2 separate regions of the Homo sapiens genome follow, and region 1 is linked to region 2. Evidence: chromatin loops called from intact Hi-C (ENCODE). Cell type or tissue: B cell. All regions are shown on one strand. Each heading gives the region's core, and the rest is flanking DNA. Links, peaks and the distances in the headings are about the cores only. Region 1 holds the start of LOC124901162 (a long non-coding RNA gene). Region 2 holds the start of LINC01511 (long intergenic non-protein coding RNA 1511).

Evidence for each region. Peaks named below come from ENCODE experiments on the same cell type or tissue, not always from the same donor. Only the 100,000 strongest peaks of a DNase experiment are listed, where the experiment ranks them.
Region 1: a loop joins it to region 2, with 6 times the contacts of the local background. A loop is called at or near these places in 2 of 110 quality-filtered maps.

Annotation. Positions count from the first base shown.
Region 1 is chr5:1,482,115-1,490,114 of GRCh38, forward strand. LPCAT1 (lysophosphatidylcholine acyltransferase 1) reads right to left here. Exons shown (of 14, transcript NM_024830.5): 4 at 7,632-7,744; 5 at 6,277-6,337; 6 at 1,314-1,372. It overlaps LOC124901162 (a long non-coding RNA gene), which reads left to right and starts at 7,417. Exons shown (of 2, transcript XR_007059103.1): 1 at 7,417-8,000. In B cell, for the core only: no CTCF peak of the experiment used is centred there; DNase peaks (open chromatin) are centred at 3,087, 6,857 and 7,358; H3K4me3 peaks cover 1,260 bases; H3K27ac peaks cover 7,627 bases.
Region 2 is chr5:1,374,762-1,386,012 of GRCh38, forward strand. It overlaps LINC01511 (long intergenic non-protein coding RNA 1511), which reads right to left and starts at 5,312. Exons shown (of 2, transcript NR_125810.1): 1 at 4,801-5,312. RefSeq lists an enhancer at 11,013-11,251. In B cell, for the core only: CTCF peaks have their summits at 5,743 (motif pointing right) and 5,948; a DNase peak (open chromatin) is centred at 5,690; H3K4me3 peaks cover 641 bases.

The DNA of each region.
Region 1 (8,000 bases), core at 1-8,000, 110 kb after region 2:
GCAGTGAGCCCAGCACCAGTGGGCTGTGGGGACCTTGAGTCCACCTGGGCCGTCTTTATGCTCCAGGAGCCCATGAAGGGGCAAGGACGTGCGGGAGTCATTGCTGTGGAAGGGGGAACACAGCTGGCACCAAATGAATGCCCTGAGCTCGGCGGCAGGCCTGTGAGGCAAGGTCGCCTAAGTGGGGAGGGCCGATGGAACCGGAAGTATTCTGAGCATCCAAGAGCACCTGGAGGAAGGTGCAGCAGCCACCTTACAGGTGTGGAAACTGAGGCAGGACATGGGCAGGGGCGGGGCCAGGGGGTGGGGCTGCGGCCAGGGGCAGGGATGGAGCAGGGCCTGGGTCAGGGTGGGGTGGGGCGGGGCAGAGCCAGGGCAGGCTGGGGTGGGGTGGGGTGGGCTGGGGTGGGGTGGGGTGGGGCAGAGCCAGGGCAGGGTGGGGTGGGGTAGGGTGGGGCAGAGCCAGGGCAGGGTGGGGTGGGGTAGGGTGGGGCAGAGCCAGGGCAGGCTGGGGTGGGCTGGGGTGGGGCAGAGCCGGGGTGGGCTGGGATGGGGGGAGTAGGGTGGGGCAGGGGGGTGGGGTGTGATGGGCCAGGGCAGGCTGGGGTGGGGTGGGGTGGGGTGTGGTGTGGTGGGCTGGGGCAGAGCCAGGGCAGGCTAAGCCTCCTCCAGAGGTGGCAAGGCCCCATGGGGAACTGCTCTGAGGCCTCGTCCAGACTTTCTCCCAAAGGTGGGGTCTACCACCTTCGCCCCAGGAGCTCTGGACCCCAAACACCTTCTTAATTCTCTTAAACCAAACAAAACCTGGGCACTAAATGATAAAACCACAGAAATGACAAAGTCACCTCCTTTCTCTCCAGCTGCCTCCGCCTTCCAGAACTTAAATGTTCTTAATTTTTAAACTTCCTGGAGCATGAACTGGGTACTGAAAGCTGCTGGGGGCCCTGGCCGGTGATGTGGGGTGGAGGGGTTCCCTCTCCAAAATGTCAGGTTTGGCACACAGAGGAAAGGGCAGCTTTGTCAGGAGCTATGGAAGCAGGGCTCTGGAACACTGGGGACCACTGTGGAATCATGGGGTTGATCAGGGACACGTGCATAGAACAGGCCGCACTCAGGAACGTGCCGAGCCCAGGGCCCGGGCCTGTCCTGCCCTCTCCAGCGCTGAGGCCGGATGGACTCAGCATGGCCAAGTGTGGGCTGTGGCGCAGATAAAGGGTGTGGAGAGACAGAGACACAGGTGCACAGAGGCAGCTCGCAGTTCCCGTTTCCCGGAGAATTCCCCTGGAAGCTGACCCCAAAAAAACACAACTCACCAGTTTATTTGGATATCGTAAAACCACAGGCTGGACGGGCGCTCCAGGGATGAATGCACCTGCCGAGAAAGGAACAGCGGTGTTGCCCATGGCAGCCCACGCAGGACAGCGTCTGCTGCGTTTCTCATGCTGCCCTTGGGATAAAAGTGAGCTTTTCTGTCTAGGCCTTCCTGGTCAGCAAGGGCACTCCATGCCTGGACTATCTCAACATCTGTCCTGACCGTAAACACCCAGCGCCACAGCACGGATGGGCAGGAACATCGGCCAGGGGCGCTCCCCGGCCAAGGAACACTTTCTGTTTTAACATCGCGCACGAGCTGGAAGGCGTCTGTGGAGGGACACTTGCTATTATAACATTGCGCACGAGCTGGAAGACATCCGTGGAGGGACACTTTCTGCTGTAACATCGCGCACCAGCTGGAAGGCGTCTGTGGAGGGACACTTGCTATTATAACATTGCGCACGAGCTGGAAGACATCCGTGGAGGGACACTTTCTGCTGTAACATCGCGCACCAGCTGGAAGGCGTTGGTGGGAAGTGGGGGTCCTCATCACCGGCCAATGCTCACCCACCTGACGGGGTTAGGGTCTGCCCTCACCAAGCACATACACCTGCCTCGGGGCCCCACCCGCCGCCCTCACCTGCCCCTGGGGCTCAGCTCCAAGGACGGGCGGATTTGGTCACAGCTGCAGCAGGACTTGCCCGGGATCTGCCTCTCTCTCTGAGTGGCTGCCACCTGATGGGCTCCCAAGGAATCAGGAGGAGCCCCAGCGAGGCCCAGCTAGAGCCACAGGCCGCAGAGGCTCAGGAACTTCCCCGTTCCCACTGGAATTGTGGCTGTACCCAGCAGCCGCTCCGCCTTCTCACTGGCCGGAGTTGTGCCCTTGCGGGCTGGAGCAAGGCACCATGGACTCTGTGGATGATTGTTTCTATTTTAAATTCTATTTAAATCTCTATTGAAAGAGTTTTTTTTTAACTGGAAAACTCAGGCATCAGAAGTACTCAAGTTTTAGAACAGGACAGGCGGTCTGAGAAGGGCTCCCCTGCCTGGCGACCTGAGGCCAGGCGAGTGAATCCCCAGGCAGCGCGTTCCTCCCAGGCTGCCAGCGAGTGCCACTATGTGGTCAGGAATTTGCGGTTGGTCCTGGCTGCGGGATTCTGCACAATTCTGGGAGAATGGAGCCCATGCTTGCCCCTAGGGCTGCCAGGAGCATCTGTCCCTAGGGCCAATTCTCCCTTCACGGTGGCCTGAGGCCAGAGGCCCGTGTCAGGGCTGAAACCTCGAGCTGACCGCCCAACCCACTCAGCTTTCGTCTCATGCAGGACATCCACCTGCAGCCTTGGTGTCCAGCTGGCACCCCAAGTCCCTGGGCCCGTGTGCCGCAGCTTCCCCTGTGTCCAGGGCTGGGTTGCCCCCTTCCTGCTGTGGGCTCAGCAGCACCTGGGAGCAAGCTCATGCAGTTCACCCAGCACTTCTGTGTGCCCAGGTGGACGGGTGGCTGTGTCAGGGGAGGCGGAGGACGGCAGGGCTGGCACAGACCCAGGCTCAAGCCCCAGCTCCAACGCCCGGCAGCCGAGTCCCAGCCCCTGAGACACGCAGTGTGGAGGAAATAGTCCTCATTGCCTGGGACCGAGCCCAGGAGCTCGCGTGGAGTGCCGAGACCTGCTGTGGGTGATAATGGCTCTGCTGCTACAGCTCAGCCGACCATCCCGACCATGTGTCAAGGGGACATCACTGAAACTCAGTAAGAATCAAAGGAAACCTCAACACCCTGGGGACCTCTCAGGAAAGTCCCCAAGAGCACAGAAACCCCCCATGAGCCTGAAAGGTCAGTGACTTCATGGAAACCCCGGTGGGAAAGTCTGCAGGGGTCTCTGGCCTCCCTAGTCTCCCAGGGGCCCCTGAGGGTCAGCAGCACCCAGACCCCGCCAGCACTGTGCACCCAAGGCAGGCTGCACAAGGGCCAGGCTGGGAGAAACCAAGATGAGGCAGTCAGAGCCCAGGGCTTCTGAATGCAGGAACAAGGCAGAGGGGAGGAGGTACGGGCTTCTAAACTGCACAGAAACCTCCATATTCACACATAGCTTGTGCTGGGCATGGGTCTAACGTCACTAGTTGCAACAATGAGGCTGGAAGATGGCTCAACAGGGACCCCTGAGGCCCCCAGAAGGCCATCACCCCTTATTCACCCTGACCATCCCCCACAGCCCACCCCACAGGAAGAAACAGTCCACCATGGCCCAGGGAGAGCCGTGTCCACATCTGCTCACAGCCTGTGCAGGGAGGCCGCTGCGGCCCAGGGACAGCCACATCCATGTTTGCTCACAGCCCGTGCAGGGAGGCCGGGGAGAGCCACATCCATGTCTGCTCACAGCCCGTGCAGGGAGGCCAGGGACAGCCACATCCATGTCTGTTCACAGCCCGTGCAGGGAGGCCACTGTGGCCCAGTGAGAGCTGCGTCCACTTCCAACAGCCACATTTGGTAGGCCCGCCTCTGCATCCTCGGGCTGTCAGTGCCATCGCTGGGCCCACGCAGCATCCTAGGGCCTTCTCACTGTCTTCGTTCTGCTCTGAGAGCTTGGAGCTGGCAGGCAGGTGGGGTGTGGGCATGTGGAGGGCGTGGGCCCAGGACCTTCCAGGAGGGGTCTCCAGGTACCCAGTCAGCCGATCCTGCTCTAGTGCCCTCTGACAAGGAGGGTGAGTGTGGGCACTGGAGAGGAAGGCCCCACATGGGCCTGTTTCAGGAGCAACTCAATCCCTGCAGAGCCCTGAGGGTCCCAGCCCTGCTGGAACCCACCACATCCAGCAGACCCCACAGGGCTCTGCTGAGCTCTATCACCCCCACCTCAGAGGCGGCACCCCTGGCCTGGGTCAGAACAGGGGGACTCAGGTGGACAGTGCAGCACAGACAAGAGACACTCAGGAGAAAGAAGGCACCTGGGCCCAGGAGGACCCTGCTGGAGGCTCCAGGAGCCTGAGGCTGGAGGCTGGGCCCAATGCGGGAAGGTCTCCGGGGATGAAGGCGGGGAGTCAGCAGTGGTGCCCAAACGGGTGACCCCAGCAACGTGACCCCAACATCAGGCGATGTGATGAAAGGTGGAGGGAGGGTCTGAGTGGGTGGGCCGCCATGGAGCTGGGGCAGCTGGAGCCCAAGGCAGCAGGCAGGTTGTGGGTGCCTCTGTTGTCAGGCTCAAGGCGGGAGACGCTCACGGCTCTGGAGGGCTCCACCACGAGGCGTCAGGATCACGCACCACACACCAATTTCACCTCCAAACAGGAGGCTCCAAACCTCACTAAGAAGTACCCAGCTAAGACGCATGAGGGCCTGAGAGATTCCGAACACGTGACTCGAGGCAGCCGGAAACCCGGGCCTGCAGGTGACACGCAGAACTCATGGCTGGACCCACTGGAAATGGAGACGGGGAAAGGATCAAGCCACCGTGTCATCTCCCCAGACCCCGTGGAACCCACCTGGGGCACAGCGAGCGCCCTTCCTGGACTGCACACAGTGAGCTCCTACTGGGCACCGCCATGAGTCCCCTCAGTTTCGTGATATGCGTTGAGAGGTGCTCACACGCCCTCCTCACGTCTACACAAGGGCCGCCAGCTCCAAAGGGCAAGGCGATGGCCCTCCCCAGGGGCCTCCCTGCAGGCACGAGGCTCCACTCCCGAGGAACACCTGCCCTTGAAGACAGGGCCCAGCAGTGACCCCAGCCCCACACCTTGTCAAGGAACAAGACCTGACGTACTTGCCAGCTGTCTTCTGCCTGGGGCCTTGGAAACACGGCCCACTTTTGGCCTTCACCAAGGTTGCCCACAGGCCACGCCCAGGCACGGACCCAGTGTGGTGGGGGCACACGGATTCGTGGTCACCGCGTGCCGCCTCCACCCTCTGCATCTCTGGTTCTGATCAGAATGACTCAGAACCACGCGTGGTGAAGACAATGGAACGGGAAGACCCAGTACCTTCCAGTGAGCTGCACCTTGAAGCCTCTGGAAGCAAAACCTGCCATCTGCCTGCTGCACCAAGGAGGGTGGAGGGTGAAAGCACGCGCATCTGAGCTGGAGGAGGATGGCCACAGGCTCGGAAACCCCGGCGGCACACGTAGGTGAGTGACTGCACACTTTCTCGACCCAGCTCCCATAAATGTCCAGACACTCAGGTTGTGCGGCCCCAGAGGCACGGCAGCCGGTGCCAGTGTGAGCGAGGAACTGGCTTTTCCACGTGACTCTGATCCAACCACAGAGAACAGGTCTGCATGCCCCAGTATGGACACAGTTGATGAAAGCCACTACTTTCTAAAGTAGCCCAAGGGAGACGACAGGATCCAGGTGGACCCTCTGACACGCCCAAGGGTGTGCAGAATTCCAAACAGACTCAGCGCAAAAAGAACAGTGGACTCTGCTGCCTGCTCACTGCCACACTTCCCACGTCAGGGGTGCAGACACAATACTAGACCCAGGTAACCGCCGCGGGAGAGACCCAAGTTCACACGCATTTGAGTCCCCCCTCCCCAGGGAGAAAGAACACTGTCTAACTGGGGACCTGGGGACCTGGGCATCTGAGGATGGCTCGCAGGGATTTGCACCTGGGATTCCCAGGCGGGTGTGGGGCGTGAGCTGCAGGCCAAGAAGGGTACCCTGAGCCATTCAAAGGCAGTGAGACCCCTTCTGCACCCAGGACCCTCCAGCCTGGACCTCAAAACAGAGGCAAACATCTATCTCCACCTCACTGGAAACGCCCTGAAACCGTAACTTCTCCATCTTCCTGCAAACATGATAATCCTTGACTCACATTCTCAAATTTATTTTGTGACTTTTCTTAGGAATACCTCTAAGAACCCCAGCACACAGGATAAAAACAGAAACTGTTCTTATGTGCACAGCACATTATTAAAAAACATCTCTTTAATATTTTCCTTTTCTCTAGGAGAAAAATAAACATTTAAGAAAACTACATACCAGGTTTGAAGGTAATTAGGCAGGTCCTGTTTGTACAAGTTCCTTCTGGAAAAATCATTATCTGGAAGTGGGAGAAAGAAAAGGATCAGCATTAAACTGTACATAATTATAATTCAGAACTTACAGAAGCCAATCTTCACAATATATTTTCTTTTCTGCTGACATAATTTGGACACTGGGATCATATTCAGTACGTAAATTATTAAAATGCATTATGGAAGCACACACTGATTTCCGCTCTGCTGGTTTTATTAAAGTGTGGCAGCAGTATCAACACATAAACAGCATCTGTCTTCTTCAACTACAGCTCCTGGAAAGCAGGGTAGTCGCGGTGCCCACCTCTCAGACACTGTGAGAACCAGGTGCAACTAAATATAACCCACGGTTGGCACAACATAAGCACCTCCTGGGGGCAGCACTCATTCTCATCAGGAAGAAGGTGGGGAGGAGAGCAAAGACCCACAAATGGCAGTGCCTGGCTGATGGAGCCGAAGGAGGGCTGGGACCCCAGCAACGGGCTGGATGAGCAGGAGAGCCGAGCCCCAGTCAGGCAGCACCCTCCACACCGGGGTTTCAATTCCTCTGACTCACACTGGCCTGCAGTAGCAAAAACTGCCCTCAAACTCCCAGCCCCGCAGGCTGCTTTCAGTTCTGGGCCCCGTGAGGAAGACAGACCTCAGGGGGGCCGGCGTGGGCTCACCCTGGCAAGCCCAGGGCCAGGCAGGCCAAATGGGTGGGGGAGGAGACTGCCTGTGCTTGTGGGGGCAGAGCTGGGGCACCCTGGAAGTCACAGCCCTCTAAGGGGCTGCCCCCAGCCAGACCCTGCAAAGCTTCGTGAGCAATCAGATCCCAGACAGTTCTGTAAAATTTCCAGCTTCTAATGATGGCTCAGCTGGAAAGAAGAAAAACAGCGTCCAAGCTAATGTCAGCCAGGCTGCCCCTACAGCTGGGTTCAGGGCTTCTGAATGCCTGGGAACCAGCATACAGACCAGGAAGTTTACTCCAGGACTTTTAGAACCACCCAACACACAGCAGGCTGACACATCAACTCCAAAATCACACTGCACCAGGAGGGCGGGTGAGCAATGCTCTATCTGAGTCAGAACTTAGTTCAGAAAAGATGATTCAGGAAGCTGAGATGCATTTGAGAATTGTTTTTCTTTACTTTAACTTTAAATTTCGGGCACCGAAACCAAATGCACCTGACAGCACCCTCCTGAGTTCACGCACTCACTAGGAGAAGAGAATCAGAATCCAGCCCCGGAGGAAGGGCCCCAGTTTCTTTCTCCCCACTCGCGAAGTTCGCATCTTTCGGAATAAAACCACTGAAACACAATCAGGGCTACGTGCATTACCTGTGGCCACTTTCCGTTGGACTGCGCCCGTCTCTTGATTTCTTCTACTGTTTTCCTGCGAGAATCCTGGTCTGACCGGGACACGAACACAGGCCGTATATACTGGATCAGAGCTGGAAGAGAGGAGGGGAGACGGATCACGTGGAATGCACGGCTCCCGCCAGGCAGGGCTGAGGAACGAGGGGGCTGCTGCATGGCGCCCAGTGGGGCGGGAGACTCCAGATGCCCCAGGGGCTGTGCCATGGGTGGGCTGTGAGTCCCTGACTGAGGGAACGGGAACAGCACCCGGGCTTCCCATGTCTGTGACAGCAGGAAGCCCTGTAGCCTCAGTGCCACAAGTAACAAACAGCAAGTCCATGGCACCCACTG
Region 2 (11,251 bases), core at 1,853-9,852:
CTTCACCCAGGAACGAGTTACAGGGCAAGCTGGCGGTGTTAGTTGCTCCCTGTGGAGCCGGGCTGACTCACAGGCAGTGTGCCCAGAGTCCACGGCATATGGGCTGTTGGCAACCATGTGGGCTGTAGGAAAGGCAAAGGACCTTTCCCAGGACCTTTAATAACTATCTTATCATTACTAACTTTTGGTTCCTAGCAAAGCTCGAGTCCTGTAGATTGCAACAATTCCACACAAAGACAACACTGGTACAGGCTTCAACCCATCCTATCCTCTGACCTGGAGAATGAAAGTGTCTGGCCTCTGGGGCCCTTAGATCAGAGATTTTCCCTCCTCTAACCTTACACAGGACCTATGCCCATGAACACAGCAGGAAGCAATCCCAGAAGACAGACCCTGCCCTTCTGCACCCCCTTAAGATTAAGGGGAAGGATCTCATCTCTGAAGAGAGGGGATGAGGTAGGAAGGTGGCAGGACTTGTTTTCTGGTCACTGACCCACTGACCAAAACAGGATCTGGGCTGGATGGGATGAAGTGGAGACAGGAATCAGGGGACGGCGAGGAGGGTGATCCCTGGCTGCCATCATTGCTCATTGGCATAAGACCCTCCCACCAGGGCCATGATGGTTTGCAAATGCCATGGCAATGACCTGGAAGTTACCACCTTTTTTCATTGCAACGACCCAGAAGTTGTCACTTCTTTTCTAGACAATTCTAAATAACCCACCCCTCAATTTGCATTGATCTCTACTTAATCTGCATGTAAAAGAAGTGGGTATAAATACAGTTGCCAACAGCCCATACACTGTGGACTCTGGGCACACTGCCTGTGAGTCAACCCCGCTCCACAAGGAGCAGCTAACACCTCCAGCTTGCCCTCAAACTCTTTCCTGGGTGAAGTCAAGAACCCTCCCGGCAAAACCCCAATTTTAGGGTTCATCTTTCCTGCATTAAAGGACAAAGGGGCAGAAAGGGTGAGGCTGCCTTACCGTTGGTCTGATCATGGGGGAAATGAAGGTTGGGTGGGAAGGAACGTAAAATCTAATAAAGCAGTTATCTGTACAGCAGCTAGACCTCTCCGAAGGAATCCTGCTTTGTGGTTTTGGCTTCCGAGGGTGTAAGTCTTCCACGTCTGCAGAATGCCGTCCTCGCCATCGAAAGGAAGAAGGTGAACTCTAAAGTGGAGACGTGAGCTGGATGGTGATGTTGGTCTCCTGTGGCTGCCATAACAAGGTGCTGCACACCACATGGCTCAGGACAACAGGCACCTGCCGTCTCAGAGGCCACAGTGTGACAGTGACGTGCAGGCAGAGTGGGCTCCTTCCACCCCCTTCTCCCACACAGTGGCTGCTGGTGGCCCTGGGTGTGCCCTGGCTGTTGGCTGCATCCCTCCAGTCTGCTCCCTCTCAGCGTGGGGCTCTTCCTCTGTGCTGGTCTGTCTGATGTCTTCTCATAAGACATCAGCTACAGGATTTAGGGCCCGCCCTAATCCAGAATGACTTCACTTTAACTCATTGCATCTGCAAAGAGCCTGTTTCCAAACAAGTTCACATTCTGAAGTTGTGGGCGGACATGTGTTTGGAGGGCACCGTTTGCCACAGGACAACTACGTATCACAGTGCTGGTGATGCAACCACACAAGTGAAATTATTTCAAGTAACTGTCTCAAAACAAAACAAAAAAAGTGTCTCGCTCTGTTGCCCAGGCTGGAGTGCAGTGACGTGGTCTCGGCTCACTGCAACCTCCACCTCCCGGGTTCCAGCAATTCTGTTTCAGCCTCCTGAGTAGCTGGGATACCATGCTGGAATAATTTCTGCATTTTTAGTAGAGATGGGGTTTCACCACGTTGGTCAGGCTGGTCTTCAACTCCTGACCTCAGGTGACCCGCCCGCCTTGGCCTCCCGAAGTGCTGGGATTACAAGCGTGAGTCACCGCGCCCAGCCTTCAGGTGACTTGTGAGCACAGCACTCACACTGTTTATACTTAGAAGGATATTCTCTGAGGATAAAAGATCATCTTGTTTTCATTTTTAATTTCTAAATAGTCACTTTGAAATGATTTCAGTCATGAAAAAAGTTACCAAAAAACAAAAACAGTGCAAAGAATTCCAGCATATCCTGTAAGTAGTTTCCCTAGAAGTTATCTCACATAGAACCATGGTGCAATGTTCAAAATTAGGAAATTAACACCAACGCAATACTGTTTTTAAAAAATTATTTGAAATGCAATACTATTAACTATCTACAGGCCCCATCCCAGTGTCTTTCTGGCCCACAGCCCAGTCCAGGACCACACATTGCATTTGGTTGTCATTCTCCCTGGCTGCCTCCCAGTGGGGACAGCTTGGAGTGTGGGGCCATTGCCCAGCACACAGCTGCTTCTCATGACTGCATTTAGGACATATCCTCTGGGCAGGACCCACAGAAGCTATGCCAGGCTGACTTCAGGGCATCTCATCAGGAGACCTATGATCTGGGCCTGTTACTGGCGTGTTAAGCTCGGTTGCTGGGAGCAGGGGTATCTGCCAGGGCTCTCTGCCACAAAGTTACATTTTCCCTTTAATTATCTTGTCGGGAGATAGTTTGAGGCCAAGAAATATCCCATTTCTCATCCTAATTTTGCCTACTAATCGCAACATCCCTCGATGATTCCTGTGTTGTTTGCCAAATGGCCATTCTCTGTTACCATCGTTCCTTCTACATTAACTGCAATTCGGAGGAGACGAGCATTTCACCCTCTTCCCCCTTATTTATCTATGCATTTATGTATGGACTTGTGGGCATTTAGCCTTATGAGTTATGAACTATTACTATAATTTTCTTTTTTGAGACAGGGTCTCGCTCTGTCACCCAGACTGGAGTGCAGCAGCATGATCTCAGCTCACTGCAACCTCTGCCTCCTGGGTTCAGATGATCCTCCCACCTCAGCCTGCTGAGTAGCTGGGACCACAGGCATGCACCACCATGCCTAGCTGATTTTTTATCTCCTGTAGAGGCAAGGTTTCACACCATGTGTCCAGGCTGGTCTAGAACTCCGGGACTCAAGCCATCTACCTGCCTCAGCCTCCCAAAGTGCTGGGATCACAGGCACGTGCCACTGCACCTGGCCCATTGGTATACTTATGTATTGTTTTGCTCCGATTATCCCAGGTTTGGCTCTGGAGCCGTGTAGATTGGTCCTGCATCCTTTTGGCCCCCCCCGCTGCCCTCTGAGCGCTCTGCCTTACTGACCACCCCCCCCCCGCTGCCCTTTGGGCGCTCTACCTTACTTTGTGGGACCACTCCATGTTCACCCGGGAACCCTCCCTGCCTCAGTGCTATCTGGGGGCCCCAGTGCCTGACCTGGAGAAAGATGTTAGTGCCCGAGATCCGGCTCTGGGGGTGCCCATGGCTGTAGGGTGTCCCTGCTCCGAGGTCCCCCAGTGGACACAGCTAAAGCCTCGGTGAGAACACACGGGCCCATGCCAGGCTCACACCCGTCTACCCAGCCGTCTACCGACACTTCCGTGCTGAAACTACAAGCTCCTACTGCCGCCTCCCCTCCCAGCCTCCCATGCTCCTTACTGGTAGCTCCCTTCTCCAGCAGCGAGGCTCGTCACCCACAGCGCGGCCGCTGGAAGGTGACCTGAGCGGCCAGACAGGGCCTCCTGCTCAGAGTTTAAAGCTCTGCTGTCGCCATCCTTAAGTTCTTAATGAGTTTTGAGCAAGGGCCCTGCAATCTCATTTCGCACCAGGTCCCGCAAATTATGTATCCGGCTCTAATTACCCACAATATGCTTGCTTGCTCAAGTCTGGAGCACACACAAAGTAATCTCATAATTGCTAACCCAGGTTGCTGTGCAAAACAGCTTCACAAACTAGGGCACAGTGTCTGCACGCCATTCTTTTTGTCTTACAGCCCATGATACTGTCTTCCAAAGCATGCGGTAGGTTTTCTTTTCCCCACTCCCTTCGATGAGGTTCACCTGTTACTGCTTATATTCCATTTCGGCTTCAAGCCCCCATCCCGGTTGATTTTAATCACTTATTTACTTTGGGGGGTGTGTGGTATATTTCTGTGGTCCTGGAAGGAACACAAAAGCTGCAGCCTCCATAATAAGGTAAGCCCACCAGCGCCTGTACCTTTGAGGACCATGAAGGGAAGGGTCTGTCTCCCTGTTCCCTCCACTAACTCCCCCCATCTCTCTGGCCCCCACTTCTCCGCAAAGTGGAAACTCCCTGGGGAGGCAGAAGACCAGGGTGGCAGGACTGCAGGCAGAGAGGGATTCCTGCCGCCCCATGGCTGGGTACCGCTGGTAGGCCACGCACACACTGGGTAAGTGTGCACTAGGCACTGACGTTAAGGGCCAGGCGTTGGTCCCTCCGTCTCACCTGCGCCAACTCAGCACAGGGAGAGAGCTGAGGCTCTGACAAGGATACAGGGCAGAGAGCAGGAAACAGCAGGGCTCAGGCTAGGGGTGGGAGCCCAGCTGCTCAGGAGTTGAAGTGCAGGCCCCCTGTGGGCACCTGGCGGACAGGAAAGGAAGGAGACTAAGGAGTGTGTTGTACTTTATCTGTACCTGGCTACGTGAGATCAGACTGTCACCCAGCATTAACTAAACCTTACAGTGGAGACAGTGGGTTGTATCACTCCCGAGAAGAAACCACAGAACGCTGTAGGAGTAATGCCTGCACCGGCTTCCCCCGCACCACACGGAGCGGCTGCCTACAGCTTTGTTAGGGGCTGAATGCAACCCCGATGCAGGCACCAGCCCTCCAGAGCAGCCTCCATGGAGGAATGCGGTTCCCCACTCTGCCCACATACCTCTCCTGCAGCAGCGCTGAACACCGTCTCCGGACGTCTGGAGCTATCACCATGGGCAACACTTTCGTGGTCTTTATTTTTAGCTTCTCCTTTAGAAACTCACTTTTTGGGGTGGTTTTGTGTCCAGAAGTTGGTGGGTTCTTAGTCTCGTCTTCAAGAATGAAGCCGCAGACCCTCGCGGTACATGTTACGGTTACCTAAAAACGGTGTGTCTGGAGTTTGTTCCTTCTGGTGCGTTCGTGGTCTACACTGATTTCAGGAGTGAAACTGCAAACCTCCGCGGTGAGTGTCACAGCTCCTAAAAATGCAGCACGTCCAGAGTTCTTTGCCCCTCCCAGTGGATTTACAGTCTCGCTGGCTTCGGGAGTGAAGCTGTAGACCTTTACCGTGAGCGTTGCAGCTCACAAACGCAGCACAGACACAAACACTGAGCAGCAGTAAGATTTACTACGAAAACCAAACAAGGAAAGCTCCCAGAGGACAAAAGCAGACCCTAACAGGTTGCCACCGCTGGCTCCCGCAGCCTGCTTTTATTCCCTTATCTGACCCCACCCACATCCTGCTGACTGGTCCATTTTACGGAGAACTGATTGGTCCATTTTACAGAGAGCTGATTGGTCCATTTTACAGAGAGCTGATTGGTCCATTTGGACAGGGTGCTCATTGGTGCATTTACAAACCTTTAGCTGGCTACAGAGTGCTGATTGGTGTGTTTACAATCCTTTAGGTAGACAGAAAAGTTCTCCAAGTCACCACCGGAGCCAGAAGCCCAGCCGGCCTCACCTCTCAGTAGCACTCCCTTTAGAACTTTGCAGCATCTACCCTGGGCACTCCGGCAGCCCAGAGGGAGCTCATCCCCAGATCAAGCCCAGCAGGCGTCGGCGGGCCAGCCAAGCCTGCACCCACCCGGAACCCGCGCCGCCCGCGAGCGCTGCGCTCAGCCCCCGCTCCCGCCCGCGCCTCTCCGCCAGCAGAGGGAGCTGGCTCCAGCCTCGGCCAGCCCCAGAGAGGGGCCCCACAGCGCAGCGGCAGGCCGAAGGGCTCCTCAAGCACGGCCAGAGCCGACACGGAGGCCCAGGAAGCGCCGAGAGCCAGCGAGGGCTGCTGGCACGTTGTCACCTTTCAGTTTCACAATATCCCAAGATGCATTAGTAGTTTCTGTAGCCTGAGTGTTAGTGGCCCCCAAAATTGATAGGTTGGAACCTAATACCCAATGTGATGGTGTTAACAGGTGGGACCTTTGGGAGGTGAGTAGATCACGAGGGCTGTGCTCTCACGAATGGCATGAGTGGCCCGGGTAGAAGAGGCTCCAGGGAGCTCCCTCGCTCTGTCCACCCTGAGCCTTGTCAAGAGGCGCCGTCTTGGAAGCAGAGGGCTGCCTCATGGGACGCCACATCCGCCAGCACCCTGGTCTTGGACTTGCAGCCTCCAGGACTGTGAGCAATAAATGTCTGTTGTTGACAAGTGGCTCAGGCTTAGGCGTGTTGTCACAGCAGCCCGAATGGACTCCAGCAGCAGAGCAGCCAGGGCTGCACGTGGTGCGTGAACACACCCGCCGCCCTCCTCCTCCTGGGGCATATGACGGCTGCGCAGCTCTGTGTATCCAGTTTCTGGGCTGTTCCATGCCCCTATTCCCCTGATTGCTATGTTCTCCAGCTGAAAGAGCACACTGATTTTGCCTTCAGCCCACTCTCATTTTCCCCCAGATTTCACTAAGTGATTTTGCTAAGTGATGGCTGTGCTTCCCCTGTGCGCTTCTCTCTGGCTGGTTTCTACTCCGGATCCACTAGTGGGGCCAGAAAGAGCAGTAGGAAGGAACCTGAGGTTCCTGTCCACCATCAGGCATGTGCACACCTACACCCACACACCCCTGCACTGTGCACACCCACACACACTTGCACACCCACCTGTGCACACGTACATCCATACACACATGCTCACCCCTACATGGACACCCACACACGTGCACGTGCCCATACACATGCACACCCATGCACACACCTGTCTGTGCACACCCCACACCCATGCATGCCGGCACACACCCATGCACATCCACACACAGGCACATACCCACACACACGTGCACACCTCACACCCATGCATACCTGCACACGCTTGCACACTCACCTGTGCACACACATCATACCTGCATGCACACCCCCACACGCACACCCACACACCTGTGCACACACCCATACACATGCATGCCCACACCCACATGTGCACACACCGTACATACCTGCACACACCCACGTATGCACATGGTCAACACTCACCCACTCAGGCACTCTTACATGCACACACGCACACAGACATGGCCACTTTCATGGACACACACCCACACACGCCCACATATACACGCATGCCCACCTAAACCACTCACTTGACCAAATAGCTTTTCAGGAGAGCGCCTGGTCCTGAAGCTTTCTAGGCATTTCGGTAGCCAAACCCTCTTGATCGTGTGGTTCCAGAAAAAGCCAGTGCGGCACCCACTTACCCGTACTGCAGCCACCGTGGTCCCGGGAAGAGGGCTTGCTTCCGCAGAGCTAATGAGGGAAGCGGTCTCTGAGAGTAGAAGGGAGGCCTCGGAGGGAGGTGGTCTCCAAGAGTAGCCGGGAGGCCTGGGAGGATGGTGGTCTCCGAGAGTAGCAGGGAGGCCTGGGAGGGTGGTGGTCTCCGACAGTAGCAGGGAGGCCTGGGAGGGTGGTGGTCTCCGACAGTAGCAGGGAGGCCTGGGAGGGTGGTGGTCTCCGACAGTAGCAGGGAGGCCTCAGAGGGAGGTGGCAGAGCAGGCTCTGCTCTCAGGAAGTGCCCCGTGGGTGGCGACGGGCCGAGAGGTGCTCTGGGGGACGAGTTATGGCTCTGAGCTGCCCGTGCAAGGCAGGGAGGCTGCGTTTTCATGCGTTCACACCTCAGTCCCTGGGTAAGGACCTCCCAGGATGTACCTCCAGCACCCCGGTCATGCAGAGGCCTGGGAAAGCCTGTTGAGGCTGGAGGGGTGGGGGCACATTGGTGTGTTGGGGGACCTGTGTCGTGGGCACGGCTCCCCGTTTAGGGAAGGCACTGCGGTGATCACGCACTACCAGTAAGTATTTCAGAGCCCAAAACGCGAAAACAAATGGAAGAAGTTCCATGTCATAGTGAGTCTTGGCTGGGCGCAGTGGCTCACCTGTAATCCCAGCACTTTGGGAGGCTGAGGCGGGCAGATCACTTGAGGTCAGGAGTTTGAGACCAGCCGGGCCAACATGGTGAAACCCTCTCTCTATTAAAAATACAAAGCTACTCGGGAGGCTGAGGCAGAAGAATTGCTTGAACCTGGGAGGTGGAGGTTGCGGTGAGCCAAGATGGCGCCACTGCACTCCAGCTTGGGCAACAGAGTGAGACTCCATCTCAAAAACAAAAAAGAAAAACAAATAAAAATACAAAAATTAGCTGGGTGTGGTGGCGGGCGCCTGTAATCCCAGCTACTCGGGAGGCTGAGGCAGGAGAATCGCTTGATCCCAGGAGGTTGTAGTGAGCCAAGATGGCGACATTGCACTGTAGCCTGGGCGATGGGGTGAGACTCTGTCTCAAAACAAACAAATAAACACACACAGAAAACAGTGAATGTTTTTATTACAAATAATAAATGTTTGCTTTTACATACCACACCTCATTTCCCCAGGGGTTCCTGAGCACCCCCCCCCAACCCCCTGCTCACCCTCCTTCATTCTCTCCACAGTGTTTGAGGCATATTTTGTGCCAGGCCCCTCCCAGGGCTGCTAACAAGAAAATACAAAATAAAAATGGCAGAGAAGCGAGTGCCTCCCGCGTATGGCAATGCCAGCCATGAGCCAAACGGCTGAACAGAGTCCACATCTCCCTCCGGGTTTCCGGGGTCCCCTGCTCAGGCCTCACCAGTGCAGCGCGGACGTCAGACCGCTACCGTCTCACTCAAGGCTCCCGTGGGCCAGGGTCCACCTGGGTTCTGCTCCTTGGGATATTGGCAGGATCCCGGGCCCTGCTGCTGTGGACTCGGGACTTCACTTCCTTGCTGGTCAGAGGCTGCGTGAGCTTCCAGAGGCCACCTGCTGTTCGTGTCACCTGGGGCTCCCCGGCCCAGCCATGTGCTTCCTCAAAGCCACAGGGGAGGGCCAGGTTCCAAAGAAATGGGCATTGCAATCCTGTGTAACACAATCACATTCCTCCACTCCACTTTGCTGTGTTCTGTGGGTTAGAATATGGTTATCGCCGGGACACCAAACAAGGGTGTCACCAACAGGAGGTGGGGGGCCTTGGGAGTATGGCTACCACACAGGAGGAAACGACAGCTCCACTCCATCACTGAACCTGAGCTCAGCAGTGGCTTTGAGTGTCCTGGCAGCCACGCAGGAAAGGGACTCTGCTCAGAACACACATGCAGAAGCAGGACACACTCCTGCTCTCAAGCCCAGCGCTGAGCCCATCAGCGCTGAGCCCATCAGCGCTGAGCCCATCAGGGGCAGGTGTCCTGGGCCTCCGGTCTCAAGGGCATCATTTCTGTGCAGGCAACAGTCACTGGGCTGTCCTTTCACGCCCTTTGGACACACAGACAACACAAGTGGTTCCCAGAAGCCCTCTGTGTCCTGTCAGGTGGTGACAGGTGGGGGTGGCTGTCCTGTGTCCTCTCAAGTGGTGACAGGTGGGGGTGGCTGTCCCCTCTGTCCTCCGTGGTGGTGACAGGTGGGGGTGACTGTCCTGTATCCTGTCAGGTGGTGGCAGCTGCAGGTGGCTGTCCTCTGCATCATGACCCCACCTGTGTCATGGCAGGGCCAGGCTCATCTCCAGAAACCTCAGGTCAGTGATCCCTACGGATGCCTTTTTACATCATGTCAGAATCTGGAAAGTCTGTTTTATTTCATTATCTGAAATACTTTTAAGAGTGGTAACGGTAGCATTAGACTGATAGTTACATGGATCTGGGACATCTGTGGCACTGGTGCATAAACATCTGAGCCATTTCCATCATTTAACTTGTCCAATCCTTTCAACAGCCTTCTGTGCTGGGCGCGATGACTGCTCTCTGCACAGATGAGTAAACTGAGGCACAGGTGCCTGGACCCTTGCCAAAAAGTGAGGGAGCCAGAGATTCTAACCCAGGGCCCAGCCCTGAGTCTCACCCCTGCCCTCTCCCATCTGCCTGTCCCTCCACAACCCCGATGCCCGACCCTGGGTGGAGAAAGTACAGGGAGGGTCTGCAGCTGCCCAGCTGCAGTGTCCAGTGTCCTGGCGACAGGACCCGGAGCAAACCAGGCCTCGGCATGGGCACGGGATGAACTCAGGGCACCGGTGGGGTGTTGGCCGTTTCTGGGTAACAGACCTACAGGTGATGTCTTTTCCTCTTCTTTCTAAGCTTTAAAAATTACCATTGTGATTAATAGAACTTTTTAGAATTTTAGATACAGTTTCTCTGTGTGAACAAGGCTTAAAGGATATGAGAATGTTTCTGTAGCTTACAGGTCATAATACTATCTTTGAATACACAAATTGAAAAGCCACTTAAATATTAACCTTTGATTCTGAACCAGGATGAGCTTAACGATGGGGACCTGCAGGGCGTGGCCGGCTGGAGCCCATGGCCAGCAGCCATGGCTGAGGGCATACTTCAAAACGGTCATTTCTGTCCCACTAATACTGTGTAAATATGTATGCCATCCAATTTTTAACCAAATAAAATGTTCTGTCTGACGGGTCCCTTCATCTATATGACAAACAGTTTTAAGTAAAGAGGATCTCAGCTTGCAGAATAAGTAAAATTGTTTAAATTCTAGATAAATGTGTTCAGTGCTTGATGGGCTAATGCTGGCTGGATTTGTGAAGGTCAGTCATATACATGAAAATTCTTCTGCATTCACCTTAGAAGAGCGATATTTTTAGGCGAACAGAGCTTGCGATATTTTCTTTCCGTGCCACCTGCCCGCTTGGTGTCTGGCCCTGCGTCCTCAGAGGACCATGGTGGGCTGGTGTTCTTGGAGAGGAGGCCTCTCCAGGGCCACCAAGAGGGGGCTGTGGCCCAGGCTGAGCTCTTCTAGTGGCATGAGGGACACGCTTTATTCATGTGAGCGTTGTGAGGTGGGAAGGGAGGCCAGCCAGGGGAAGGGTAGAAGAATGCCTGTTGCTTGGGTCGGAGGCTCGATGGACTTTCACTGCTGGACATAGTGTGAACATGGGAGACGCAGGTTCAGCGATCACGTTTCACTTTCCCATTCCCCGGACCTCAAACTCAGGCCTGTGTAACTAAAGGTTCTGTGCTGCCAGGCTGGGCGTTTCCCCCAGGGAAGGCACGAGAGAGCGAATGCAGGGCCGGCCGCGGGGCCTGGGGACTGTGCCGCTCAGCACCACCCACAGGGCGTTCCTTGGGGCGTGGCCTGGGCCGGGGCGGTAGGATCCCTTGGACAGGGCCGTGTCTGGCTCACAGGAAGCTGCCCTCATG